Linked DNA regions of Homo sapiens: region 2 is linked to region 1. A link is a contact called in ENCODE Hi-C data. All regions are on one chromosome and are shown on one strand. Each heading gives the region's core, a stretch centred on a gene start or an enhancer-like site at or near the end of the contact. The rest is flanking DNA. Distances are from core to core; before and after follow the strand shown.

Region 1 (6,562 bases), core at 2,038-4,537:
CAAAGTTTTCTAATTAACAGAGATGCCCTTATTTCACTGAGAAACCAAGCTAAAACTTTTAAATGGTGTCACATCTTGGTGACTTTCTAAGCCCATCAAATACCTGAGTGGCCAACGTTTTTTACGTAGCTGCGAGCAGCATCTCAAAGGATTTAGAGAAGCAACAAATAACAAAGTGTGACAGTCGATCTTGGAAAACCAGAGGGCTCTAATGAAGCAAAAAGTAGATGAAGAGGCATAAAAAAAATCCAGGTTCGTTCCAAAAAAGTTTTACAATTATAGCAAAGCAATCATTTCATCGGTTTGTGCAACAAAATTCAAAATCTGCGGGGCGAGATAATACTTGGCCAACATCGCCAAATTTATCAATACGGGTGTAAAAACTGTAACTTTTTATTAAATGGGTGTGAAAAGAGTCGGGGAGGAGGAACAGGACCACTAAATCTGGTATTTCCAGATCTCTGCATTCAACATCTCACTCCCACGCCATTAAGTTAAATAACATTTAGCACAAAACACAGGCTAGACCACCAATTTCGGGAGGGCGTCTGAGTCTTCCCTTCTCCATTCCCTTTAGATCGGCCGTCCTGGCCTTTCTTTCCTAACGGCATCTCCTTTCTAATAAAGTCCCTCGTATCTTTTGGTGTAATTAACTCATGGTACAAATCCTTCAAAAAGAAAGGAAAGAACTGCGGTTTGCTCTACGCGCGGACATCTTTTCTTCCTAAGCCTTCCCTTTCGCTGAAAAGGTTGTCGCAGAAGGGCGGGGAGGCTTGAAATCCCGCCGTTCCCTCATTCTTTCTCTTTTCTTTCTCTCCACATAACGCCTCCCCTACACCTCCCCACCTCCAATCCACTACCGTATTTAAGTCGGCGGGGGCGCTTTAAAGGGTTTCCTGTGTCTGTTTCTGTCTCTCTGACCCGAAACGCACTTTCGGTTATAGACAGACAAGGCGCTCAACCAAGGGACAGGCAAATGGAATAAACAGCTGAGGAGAATAAACGACCTAATGGGGAAATCTCGTGCTGCCTAATTGCTATTGTGTTTTGCAGATAAATAAGCATATTATTTTGATAGCGTTCAAAACCCTGAGCTCTCTTGCCCTATGCATTCTTAACAGACTTCTATGGCGCTTACTATATACCAGGCGCTGTTTTAAATGCTTTTAAAATACCACCTTCTTTGCTTAAAAAATATTTTTAACAGATTTAAAATTCCGTGTGTGCTTTCGAACTTCCCTGCTATACTCTTCTTTATACATAGTACAGCAGTTGTCTTCAAAGACAAATTGAAAAAAAACTTTAACCAGTTGCTACTTAATTGCCAGCAAATCGTTTCCCTCTGCAATTTTTCGCAATCATAATTAAATACACTAGTATAGTGGCAAAGAACTGTTAGATTTTTTTTTTTCAGTGATGATCTCAGGTTTTGCCTCAGGCGTTTGGACGCGCCCGCTAATTGCCCGTGTGGCAAACATGAGTTGCACCTGCAGGCATTTGAATTCAGAAAAACGTGCAGCCCTCACGGAAAGTTGTGACGGTCGAGCTTGAGCCTGGCGGGCCGCGGAGCGTTCACCTGCGGCCGGGAGGTACTGGCCCAGGGCGCTCGGGGCGGGAGGTGGCAGGCGACCGGCGCGCGTCAGGCTCGTCACCCGCTGGATTGCGGGGCCGGAGCGGGGACGGGGTCTGGGTCCTGGCCCGCCCTCGTGCAGCCGATCGGAGGCCCCGAACCCCGCGCCGACCCAGCCATCCGCCCTGAGGCCGACAGGGGAGCTGGGGTTCACCGACCCCCGCGGCCCCGCCGTCGGGCGCGGACCCCATCCAGCCCCACCTGGCCCCGCCGAGTGTGTGCTTTGCCTGGGGTTAAGTTTCAGAAGCCAAGATGGAACGATTCGGGTTTCTATTCACAAGGTTATTGAAGGCATGGCGGTGGGGACCGCGCAAAAGAGATGAGAGTGTGGGGGGAAAGGGGTTTCTGTTCTAATAAGGGCTTAGCACGCTGGCCGCAGGTCCTCCGCGCCGACCGGGCTCCTTCCCGCTCTCCCCCGGGCCAAACCCCGCCAGGGTCCCGTCTTTCCCAGTCGCGTCCTTTCCTCTTCTCCCCGCCCCGCGCCGGGCTTGTGTGGACAGAGAACGGAGTGTCAAAGGGACGCCCTGGGCCGATCCCCAGGAAGCTATGAATCCCTCCGTGACGGAGGGGTCTGGGGATCGATAGACGGCCCTTTCTCAGAGGCTCTCTCCACTACTGACCAAGCGGCCCTGCCAACGTGTGGTTTCCGGCTGGACCCCAACCCAGCCGCCGCCAGTCTCCCGGCGCCCCTGGCTGGGTCTCGCTCAGTCCCTGCCCTCGCAGACGCACAGCGGGGTGGCCAGTTCAAAAGTCCTACATAACTTGGAGAGAACCAGCAGCTAGAAAACCTGTTTTAAACACACAGCTTGAGTTTTATACAACCCACGTTGTCCAAGGCACGAACTGTTGGACACGAATTCATACTTTAGAAACCAAATCTAATTTCCAAGCGCCAATCTTCACCTCCCGGACTCTAACTCTGCGGCTGCGAGTGCATACACCAGGGGGACTGGAGGAGACTGGAGGCAATTATCTGGATAATCCAAGCCCGAAAAACTCGAACTTGAAAATATACGATTATGTCCTGAAATGCCCGCGTCATTGATCTAGTCTTTCCTACCATCAGAGCTGACACAGCTCCAGTCCACGGGCTTCTCCGCGGGGTCTAGGATCCACAGTCCCTGGGGGCTGAAGACCCAATGGAAGTAACTGATGGATCGCAAATTGGAAATCGTAACGTGGCCGACAGACCTGATCAGGAAAACTCGCGTCCTTATATGAAACAGCCCCGAGGCCGCGAAAGTAGCCTCAGGAGTTGTCAGATTCAAAAGCAATTTTGATTTAAGGTTTTCAAAAGCCCCAGAGGGCAAATGTGACCACTCGGGTCAGCCAGTCAGCAGTTTGGATCCAGACAGGGGACCACCGAGTGGGGCGGCCGAGGAGCCGCGGCGCCTCCCGACGTCACACGCGCCTGCTCGCACTTAGCCACGCGCTTGGGGTTATTCTTTACACTCAGGACTGAAACTTCGCCCGCGAGACCGCGGGGCGCGGAGGAGGGCCGAAACCCAAGGTCCAGGTCCAGGGCCCGCCCCCGCGCGCCCGCGTTGGCGCCCGCGCGCTCCCTCCGCAGGGGTTAGCAAGATTGCGCTCATTCTCGCCCCGGCTGCTCCCCACCCGCTCGCTGCTCTGGGGTACCAGGTCCGCGGCCGCGTTCCCACGCCTCGGCTGGAGCCTTGCGGCGGGCATTGGCGAGCGCGGCCCCGCCCCCTGGCCCAGCCAATCGCGAGCCACGCCGACCAGCGAGGGGGAGGTGCCGGGCGGAAGGCCTGGGCCGGTGCGCGGGGGCGGGTGAGGTGGCCCCACCCGCTCGAGGGGGGGGCGTGGCCGGCGCCGGCTCTTGCGGCCGAGCAGAGTTGCGGCGTGGGAAAGAGCCGCTAGGAGCAGACCGCGCCGCCGCCGGAGCCGCGCCTGCCCAGGCCCGGGGAGGGAGGAGGCGGGCGTCAGGGTGCTGCGCCCCGCTCGGCGTCCGAGCTTCCGGCCGGGCTGTGCCCCGCGCGGTCTTCGCCGGGATGAAGCGCCCCTGCGAGGAGACGACCTCCGAGAGCGACATGGACGAGACCATCGACGTGGGGAGCGAGAACAATTACTCGGGGTGAGCGCGGGCTCCGCGGGAGCGGCCCGCAGCTCGGGAGCTTGGGGTAGCTTTGTGAATGCGTGGCTCCCTGGAAATCCCGAGGCTGGTCTCCGCAGCATCTAGGTAGAGAGGGAAAGTTTGGCCTGAGAAAGTTTGAGTGGTGGGCGCTCGCAGAGCGTGAGTTGGGATGGGGCAAGGGATGTGGATTTTCACCGTAGGGGTGGAGTAGCCAGGATGGGAGACGCCACTGAAAGGCAGAGCGCAGGAGTTGGCGAGGGAGGGTCCTGGCTGTCACAGTTGGACGCGCGAACGGCAGCGTCTGGGCGACAGGCGATGTCCCAGCCACTGAAACCGTATTTGGGGGCACTTTCAAAATAGATCAGGAGAAAATAAAAACAATTTGATTTTTGATTTTTAGAGATACCAAAATCACAACTTGATTTTTGGAGGAATTAAAGCAACCTGCGATGTCAAGGCTACGTAGGTTGAACTTTGCAGGTTGACCGTGTGTGACTTGGCTAACGCAAGAGTGAGTGACAGATGTAAGCATCGGAAAGGGCATCATTTCTTTGACTGCTTGTTCTCAAGTCTGGAAGAGATCGGCGTCGTAATCACAGAAGCCAGACCTCCACTTTCCTGTGACAGAGGGAGATTACCGAGGCATTTTAGAGCCAAGGCGGGTCAAATGATAATTGCTTCTAATTGGCATCCCCAGAAGCACCTTAATTATTTATCTGCAGCTGTCACTCAAAGAGGGAAATTCTTCCTACCTTTGGAAAACTGGTTTTCTTTCATATTGTTATTCTAATACATACAAAGCAAAGCACAAAATCTGCAAGAGCAAAGATATTTACACGAAAGCAAAGGTTTAAGTATCTGATCATTAAAGTGTTGTTGTGCCGTCTTTAAAAATGAGGTCTGAAAAACAGAAGCTATCACGTGAAAGGTGAAACCCGTAAAGAAGGGGTGAAAATGAGGGGGACAGGTAATTCAGAAATAAGATCCAGAAGTGAGAAGGTGAGGTAATAGCAACCTGGTGTGTGCAGCATTTCTAAAATGAAAGAGAACAAATAACAGGAACCTGGGGAATTTGAGAACACAAAGAAGCATAGTATCCATGAATTATGAAGAGAAACAGATACAAACTAGAAAGGATTGTAAAAATTATGTGACCAAATAATACTTTGATTGAACCTTCAATATAAAAATATATTTTCATTAGTAAATCCAAGGTGCATTGCAGCTTCTGGAGATTTAAGCTTAGCCTAAAGTCTGAGACACACCTACAGTTTCATTTTCAAAGTAAAACATTCACCTAGTAATAAAATGAGTTTTAATTTTCCTATCAGTGGCATATTTAGGGCATATTTTTGGAAGATTAGTATGCAAAACATCAAGTTTGTCAATTTTTTCCTGTTGCAATATATGACTAACTGAAGTTTTGAAACAGTAAGATAACTTCTATTTATTTTAAAGTTTGCACCTAGAGACAAGAGTTTGACGTATGACGACTGCACATCTGTTTGATAGTGGTGCTTAACATAACCCTGATTTGAAAAAGTGGCATTATTTTGTTCAGTGTGCCTGACAGGAGGGAGAAGGAAAGCTATTTGAGATTAGTTGACTTTAAAATATATGAGTGGAACTAGGAAATGCTAATATCTAACTTCTCAGCCCAACTGCCGGTAATTATTTCACTGGGAGACTTTCAAGTAAAAATTGTGGGACATTTTGGCCAATGGGTTAGCATCTGGATTACAAATTAAGGCGTAATTTTTACCTGAAAAGAGACAGCCGGGCTGAAAGCAAAGTCCGTTAAGAGTGAAACAAGAACTAAGAATAAAATAACACAGACTTGAACTGTGCAATCACTCTGAATATTTAATGGGTGCCACAAGTACCCAGAAGAAACTATTGTTATGTTAATGCAGCACCTGACATACTCTTCTTATTTCATAGGCAAAGTACTAGCTCTGTGATTAGATTGAATTCTCCAACAACAACATCTCAGATTATGGCAAGAAAGAAAAGGAGAGGGGTATGTGATTTTTCCCCCTTTTTATTTCATGTAACTTATACTATTGTGTAACAGTTACATTTTTTCATTTGAGTAATTTTATCATTTGTGAATTCATAAACTTTTGTTGTTTGCTTCTTTTGGATAGATTATAGAGAAAAGGCGTCGGGATCGGATAAATAACAGTTTATCTGAGTTGAGAAGACTTGTGCCAACTGCTTTTGAAAAACAAGTAAGCTATCCCCTCCCCAGAATCCCCCCACCCACCCCGCCACCCCCCAAAAAAAAGCTCAAACACAATCTGATTCGCTCATCTGGGAATGTGGGTTCTTGTTAAAGCTCATTAAAATAATAGTGTATGTGCCCTGATCTGGCACAGAGCAGCTATTTCAATAAAATGCTTTGTTGTGGCAAAACTATTAAAAACATAATCCATCATGAAGTTGAAAAACATTTCCATTCTTTAGCTTATTTTCCCCTTAAGGGTAACAGTGTTCATGCTTTCTCTGTTCTTTCTATGAATACCAGTAGTGGTTTTATTTAAAACTGTGCTGTATACCGTATCCTTCAAAAAAAAAAAAAAAACCATTTTTTTCTCAAAATTTTTTTAAAATGTAATATTTTTAATTAAAAAACAATCAGAGCCCAAGAAGTAACATCTCTAGCTCTATTTCCTAAATGATAATACCACTAAAATTTATTTACCAAGCCATTTGCTTTCATTTTTAATCCCTGGGTTGGTAGAATGCCATTTGATTTGGGTCATCTTTTTAGAAGTTTGGTAAAAATGAAGTTAATCATAAATGCCCCTTTTCATAGTTACCTATTCCTTTACAAAAAA
Region 2 (6,616 bases), core at 245-2,744, 1.7 Mb after region 1:
TAATTGATATGCAAATTTGACTTTGTTTTGCATAAGTTTATCTGGCCATTATATCTATTTATAAATGTAGTTTGTGATTATATACACTTAGAGGTACTTGGTGTACTAGTTGAAATTTTATTTCCACATACCTCTGTGGGAGTCTGTTGAGCCTTTTTTTCAGATTTTGGCAAATCTTTGCTTCCTCTTCTTTTTAAGGATAACTGAAACAAAGCATGAATATATTTAGTTGGATAAACTATAATTTTAATTCAATTTTATGTTTTTAAGTATTCTAGTCTCAAACGACAAAACCAAGACAAATAAAAAGAGTTAGTTCAATAATCATAAAAGGAGGAAAAAAAATCCTAAACCAGATAGATTTAGATATATTTTTACTTTGGACTAGGATACACATCACAGTAGAATGTAGCTGGCAATTATTTAATTTGAGAAATACAGGAAACCTACTGTGAAAATGCAGAAAAACAACAGACAAAATTGATTGTTGACTCAATATGATATATAGTTCAAATGTAAACAAATGCTTGTTAGCATTCCACATCACTGAAGGAAAAAAAGTAAGTTATTATTTCCAATGTTGGGAGTTAGGTTGCTATAAGCTTATGAACACACACTTTCAGTGAATTTATGTAGAATCGGAAGCACTTCATTCTCCCCTCACCACACATCACCCCCTTGCTCCTCCTCGACACGTGCAAAATGATAGGGCATGGTAGGGGTTGTAGTGAAATGGAGAAGGCATGCCCCATCTCAAGAAACAGGTGGACCAGCCACAGCTTCAGCTCATTGTGTGATACAGGAATGTGGGCTTTTACAAGAGAAGCTGGGAATCTGGATTCTTATGTAAAATCTCCCACATTTTACTGGCTGATCCTAATTAAAATTCAAACTAACACTTTGGAAGTCAAAGAATACACAGCTAGTGCCAAACTGTTTCAAGGACAAGCGTAATATGATCTCTGGTGCTCAGTTCCATTTCTCACACCAATATAAGAAGAAGGGTCTCTGTATGTAAACAATAATTATCCGTATGTATGACTGTCTACCATATACTACACATTGAGGGGGAGACTCAAAGTTTGATTAGATACTGCATCTACCATCAGGAAGCTGAAACTTAGCAGGGGAGGAGACAGAGAAGCAAACAATTACAGTGCAAATTGATAAATGCTATGCTTTAGGTTCTGTGAAGCAGGGGTTTTGATTTAGTGTGGCATCACCACCATAAAAATAGTGCTTGCCACATGGCAGGTGGTGAAAAAAATACTTGCTGAACTAATGATATATGAATACCAAATCGAGGTTCTGAGGTCAAAGAGAAGGACAGGGGTATAGACTGACAGTAAAAATAGGGAAGCCTTTTCCAAACAGGAGTCTTCATAAATTCGCAAAGAAATGAAAATTAAATTCTTCACATGTTAATTTCTAACCCATATCCACTGTTAAGTAAAGGCATACGTTCAAGCACAGAAGGCAGGGGAATACTTTGGTGCAACTGCTTTCATTCAGTATGAAACTGAAACTACACAGACAAATGAATAGCCCACGTGGTTATTCATTTCTAGTTCTTTACAGGAAGAAGTTCTTTCTGTTGCTTGTATAATCTTCTTAGAAAGGAAAGCTTGGGGACTGACTCACCATAACCAAAAAGTAATTTAGGAAGTAATCAACAAAACAGTCCCAAGAATACCAAGAATAAAGTGAGCTAAACTAAGAAACCTGGAACATTCTAGGTAGGGGCTGCCTACAAGAAGCGTTGAATTTGTTTCACTAAATACTTATTGAATGCTTGTATTTGAATTCACTCAATTATGTGTTTATTTAGTGACTACCAATGCACTTCATAACATACCTGTGACACAATAATAATGAAACCAATGTGATCTTTGCTCTTTTGGGGGTTCTCAGCTTACTTGGCATGATCTGTTCAGTCTGGAATTCAACACAGTGTTATGAAAGCAATGATAATACAAGAACAATATTAACTGTCATTGAGCCCTAATTCATGTCAACCCCTTCACATACATTATCTCAGCTAATTTTTAAACACTCCTTTTAGCCTCACTTTGCAGGTGCTGAAACTAAAGTTTACAGGGGTAACAGAAGTAGATGAATAAATTATCAAAAGCATCAGTTATCTCTGTGCTCCTCAGAACAGCATCATCAGTGTCACCCAGAAAGCTGTTGGAAAAGCAAATTCTTGAGATTCATCCCAGAACCACTGATTCAGAAACTCTGAGGATGAGGCCCAGTGATCTATGATTTAATAAGCTAAAGTTTGCAAATGTCTAAAGTTACTAGTTGGTAACAATAACTTCAGACCTTGACCCAAGTCTTTCTCATATCTAACTGTTAGCTATTAGATCACTAAGGAGAAAGACTTTATCTAATCTAGGGCTAGAGATGGTGTGGGGAGCTAGGGATAATTTCCAAAATGAGTAGCATCTTATCTAGAATCTGGTGCATGAGTAGTTAGCCAATGGAAGATGAAGAGGAGGAAAAGGGAAAAAAAAAGGCATTCCACATAGAAAAACCATTTCTGGGACAGAAATTCCATATGGGTGTTACAGAGTGAGAGGAGAGGAGTGACATGAGATTTGCTGGTGGCATAAGTCAGATCTTGAAGGACATTGAATAAAGATTGAATTTTATCTTATTCAGGTCAAATTATTGTCCTAGGGTCAACTTGGAGCACTAAATGCTCCTATTGAGCAAGAAATGTCATAATTAGACTGTCATAGAGATATACAAAGACACAAGGGTGGCAGTACAAATCGCTGTGAGATAAAGATGTTACATGCAGGGGTTTCAAGGGAAAGTATGTTCTAGTTCTGGAAATGTTTTTTGGTCTTTGTGTTTCATTCATTTCATAGGTATTTAGTTTCTGGTCTATATGTGGTACTGTATATATGCCAAACACATGTGACTAAGAAATATTGTACTCTTTCCCCAAAGAGCTAACTGTTTATAATGATAAAAAGGATGCAATTAGCAAAAACAGTGGGCAGAACTAACTCAGGGCAATAAATGAACAAAAAGGGACTGAGAGGGCAAAGGAAGAAGCTCTAATTCCAGATCTGGGGAATCAGAGAAAATCATTCAAGAGAACTGACTTTTGAAGGATATGCAAAATTTCAACAGAAATAAAACTGAACAAACTGTTGTAGGAGTAAAGATATAGAGGAATGAGTTTGCCTTTCAGATGCACTAACTCCTGAAAAGAAGTGATGGAGGTAGGGCCACTGTAGAGATGGGGTAAAAGAAGATGCAGAAAAGATTGAGGTCAGCTTGTGCAGCTGAGAAATTTAGACTTTATCCTGTGGGCAATGTTAAAATGAGACCTCTAAATTAATATAAGAGCAATGCTGAAATTAGGGCATTCTTTCCTAAGAGGCATTTTCTATTTTGCTTTTATTTAAATATCACTCAGGTGGAGTGTTAAGCTCAAATAAAGCTCTGAAGTAAAGCCTTCCCCTTGAATAAAGATACATTAGCTTTCAGGTGCCTTTAGGGCTGCTACTATGTGTAAGTATCACATTTGCATTTTCAATAAATATTTCATATTTTCATATTCCAGTAAGTTTATGTTAACTTTCTGAATCCTATGAAACAAAGATGAGACATTTCTATGGATACAGAAAGTTAGAGAAATAATGTGAGTCCAAGTAGTCCCTTTCCTGTGAGGATGAAACTGTGTAACCTCCCCCCTTGTCATCCTCCCCCACCATCATCCACTAAATCTTGTAACCTCTGCTAGGGGAGCAGTTGGGGAGGCCACAATGAAATCTCAGATTTTCATATTTGCTGGCAAAGCAGGCACTTCTCTAGATGGTTCTCTAGATAAATACGTTGAAAACATTTATTGTCCACTTCTTAATTCTTTACATTCCCAGCCTCAGCTTGTCCAAAAGAGGCTGCTGTTTTTTTTGATCATGAGAAGGCCAGGAATTAGAGAGTTTTGCCAGTAATTATTTTTTCACAGCAATGATATAAAATGGGTTGTTTGTTTTCTAAAAATGTTTTGAGATTATCTTCCTTTTCTCAATTAAAATTTACTCCACTTAGTATGTAGCATCTTTATGTTTTCAGCAATTAAACCACAGAGAAGAATGTGCCTAACATGCTACCAAAAGACATATTATGCATATAGAAGTCTCCTATGCTGTTGATAAAATTAAAGAGAGATTCATTTGTGTGGTAATTAAATCAAGAAGGAAACTATAGAGACATTAATATTTAGATCTTTTGAGCCCTAAATATGTGTCATGCACTTTTCTAAGCACTTTATATGTATCTACTCATTCAGACTGACAACAGACTTATTGACACCATTGTCTGAAGCACACAATGGATTTATCGCTCAGCTAGCTAGTGTTAGAACCAGGATGCAAATTAGCCAGTTTCAGAGTTCCCACTCTGAACAACTACATTATACTGTTACTTCGACAGAAAAAGGTGCAATTTAGATAGCAGGCTTATATTATTTCTGAGCATATCCTTTATGGTAACAGAGCGTGACAGCAAGGTTTGGGGTACTAGGTTACATATATGACACATGTGCAGAAGTTTTAATATTTTCAACACAGGGATCAGCAGAAGTGACATACACCACTTACTGGTTCTTAAATCAATCTGTAAATACTGTGACTATAGGGTAACACTGGGAGGGAGGCCCAGGGATTGCCTGCTGGAAGGAAACTGAAAAAGGTAGAAGCTCTGTCTCCAACTTGTCTTGGAAGGGGACAGAATGGGCTCTTGTTCCTAGAAGTCTTCCTCTTTTCCTTCTATTACATCCTTGACACTTACCCAGACAGACTGGCAGAGGCAGAACAGGTGAAGTGCCCAGAGAGCTTACTTAGGACCACATTCACTCTCTTCCCTAAAAGGGTGAGGCAGGATCCCAAGCTTCATACTAAGGCATGATCTTAAGGTCCAGAGGGGAATGTGGGTGAAGAAGAGGCACATGCCAGGGTGATCAAGCTGTATCATCCTGTGCAAAATCTTTCAGTGGCTTCCCATCTCACTGAGTTAGAGTCATGCTTTACTAAGGTATACCAGACCCTGACTACACACTGGATTTATTCTGGTAATGTTTTATAAAGACTTGACCAGATTTCAACCCAGACCAATTAAAACAGATTTTGGGATTGGGCCCAGACATTTTTTCAAAGCTCCCAGAGTGACTAGAATGTGTAGCTGGTTCTGTCAACTACCAGCCCACTCTATGTGGTCACCCCACCCCCCAATCCCACATCCCAAACAAGCCCTTCAACCTCATCTCCCACCACACTCCTCACTGCTTTCTTTGCTCTAGTGTCACAGGCATCCTTGCAGTTCCTCAAACATACCAAGTATGCCCTTGTTTGGGGCCTTTGGATTATGGCTTCCTCTGCCTGCAACATTCTTCCATCATATACTCTCATGACCCACTTCCATAGTCTCTTCAGGGTTCCTAATAAGAGAGACCTTCCCAGGCCATTTCATATCAAAAAGCAAATCCTTCGGCCATTCTCTTCCTTTGCATATTCCTTGTCTTCCTAATTCTGCTTTTTAATTTTTCCCCATAGCTCCTCTAATCTCACCAACTGACTTGTATATTTGTTTGTTTCAATGTCTGTTTTCTCATTCTGCAATGTGAGCTCCACAAGAGCAGGCTCCTAGAATTGGTCTCTGTTATAGCTCCTGCTCTTAGAAATATACCTGACACAAAGTAGTTGTTTAGTCTATGTCAGTTCAATGAGGAAACAGCCACTGTAGCTTTATTTCTTACCTAGATTTGTTTTGGAAGCGTTACTAAAAGTCAATAAATGATAACAGGTAAACAAAAGCCCATTTGAAAAGGTCTACTTTAAAAGTAGACCTTTAAAAAGCTGGAATATAAAATGGAAAGAAGCTGGAAAAATAAAAATGTCTTAGGCTTTTCAACAAAAAGACTAAAGAGTCAAAATTGTATGAGCTGAAAAGTATTTAAAACAGGACATATCACATATAGCTGGCCCTCTGTATCTACAGGTTTCACATCTGTGGATTCAACCAACCACAGATTGAATTTTTTTTAAGTACAACAATAAAAAATAATGCAAACTTAAAAATGATACAGTAAAAACCACTATTCACATAACATTTACATTGTATTATGTATCATAAGTAATCTAGAGTTGATATAAAGCACAGGCATACCTTGATTTATTGAGCTTCACTGTATTGTACTTCACAGATACCACAATTTTTACAAATTTAAGATTTGTGGAAACTCTGCATTGAGCAGGTCTATTCGTGCAATTTTTCTAAAAGCATGTGCTCATTTTGTGTCTCTGTGTTACATTTTGGTAATTCTCCCATTATCTCAGACTTTCTCATTATTATTATATCCATTATGATAATCTGGGATGAATGATCTTTGATGTTACTCTTTCAATTGTTTTGGGGCACGATTAACTTCACTGATATAAATTGGCTAACTTAAATGTGGTGTGTGTTCTATCTGCTCCACCAACTGGCTGTTCTCCCATCTCTCTCCCTCTCAGGCCTATTCCCTGAGACACAACAGTATTGAAATAGGCCAATTAATAACCCTACAATGGCCTCTAAGTTTTCAAGTGAAAAGAAGAGT

Evidence for each region. Hi-C counts contacts between places; a loop is a spot of excess contacts on that map. Pooled maps may share reads with other maps.
Region 2: a loop to region 1 is called in a pooled map, with 5 times the contacts of the local background. The contact joins the enhancer-like site here to the promoter of HEY2-AS1 in region 1. A Hi-C loop is called at or near these places in 4 of 50 pooled maps.

The regions. Positions count from the first base shown.
Region 1 is chr6:125,746,138-125,752,699 of GRCh38, forward strand. It overlaps HEY2-AS1 (HEY2 antisense RNA 1), which reads right to left and starts at 3,288. Exons shown (of 5, transcript NR_183491.1): 1 at 2,822-3,288. It overlaps HEY2 (hes related family bHLH transcription factor with YRPW motif 2), which reads left to right and starts at 3,495. Exons shown (of 5, transcript NM_012259.3): 1 at 3,495-3,722; 2 at 5,664-5,742; 3 at 5,870-5,953. The coding sequence starts at 3,640. RefSeq lists silencers at 1,650-1,829, 3,004-3,713.
Region 2 is chr6:127,482,782-127,489,397 of GRCh38, forward strand. MTCL3 (MTCL family member 3) reads right to left here. Exons shown (of 7, transcript NM_001400265.1): 5 at 132-203. SOGA3-KIAA0408 (SOGA3-KIAA0408 readthrough) reads right to left here. Exons shown (of 13, transcript NR_174482.1): 5 at 132-203. Among named protein-coding and RNA genes, the nearest start is that of KIAA0408, 27 kb to the left of the region's middle. RefSeq lists an enhancer at 1,523-1,652. Within about 2 kb of position 1,495, at least 4 of the 41 ENCODE cell types and tissues checked have a DNase peak (open chromatin) inside an H3K27ac peak, as active enhancers do.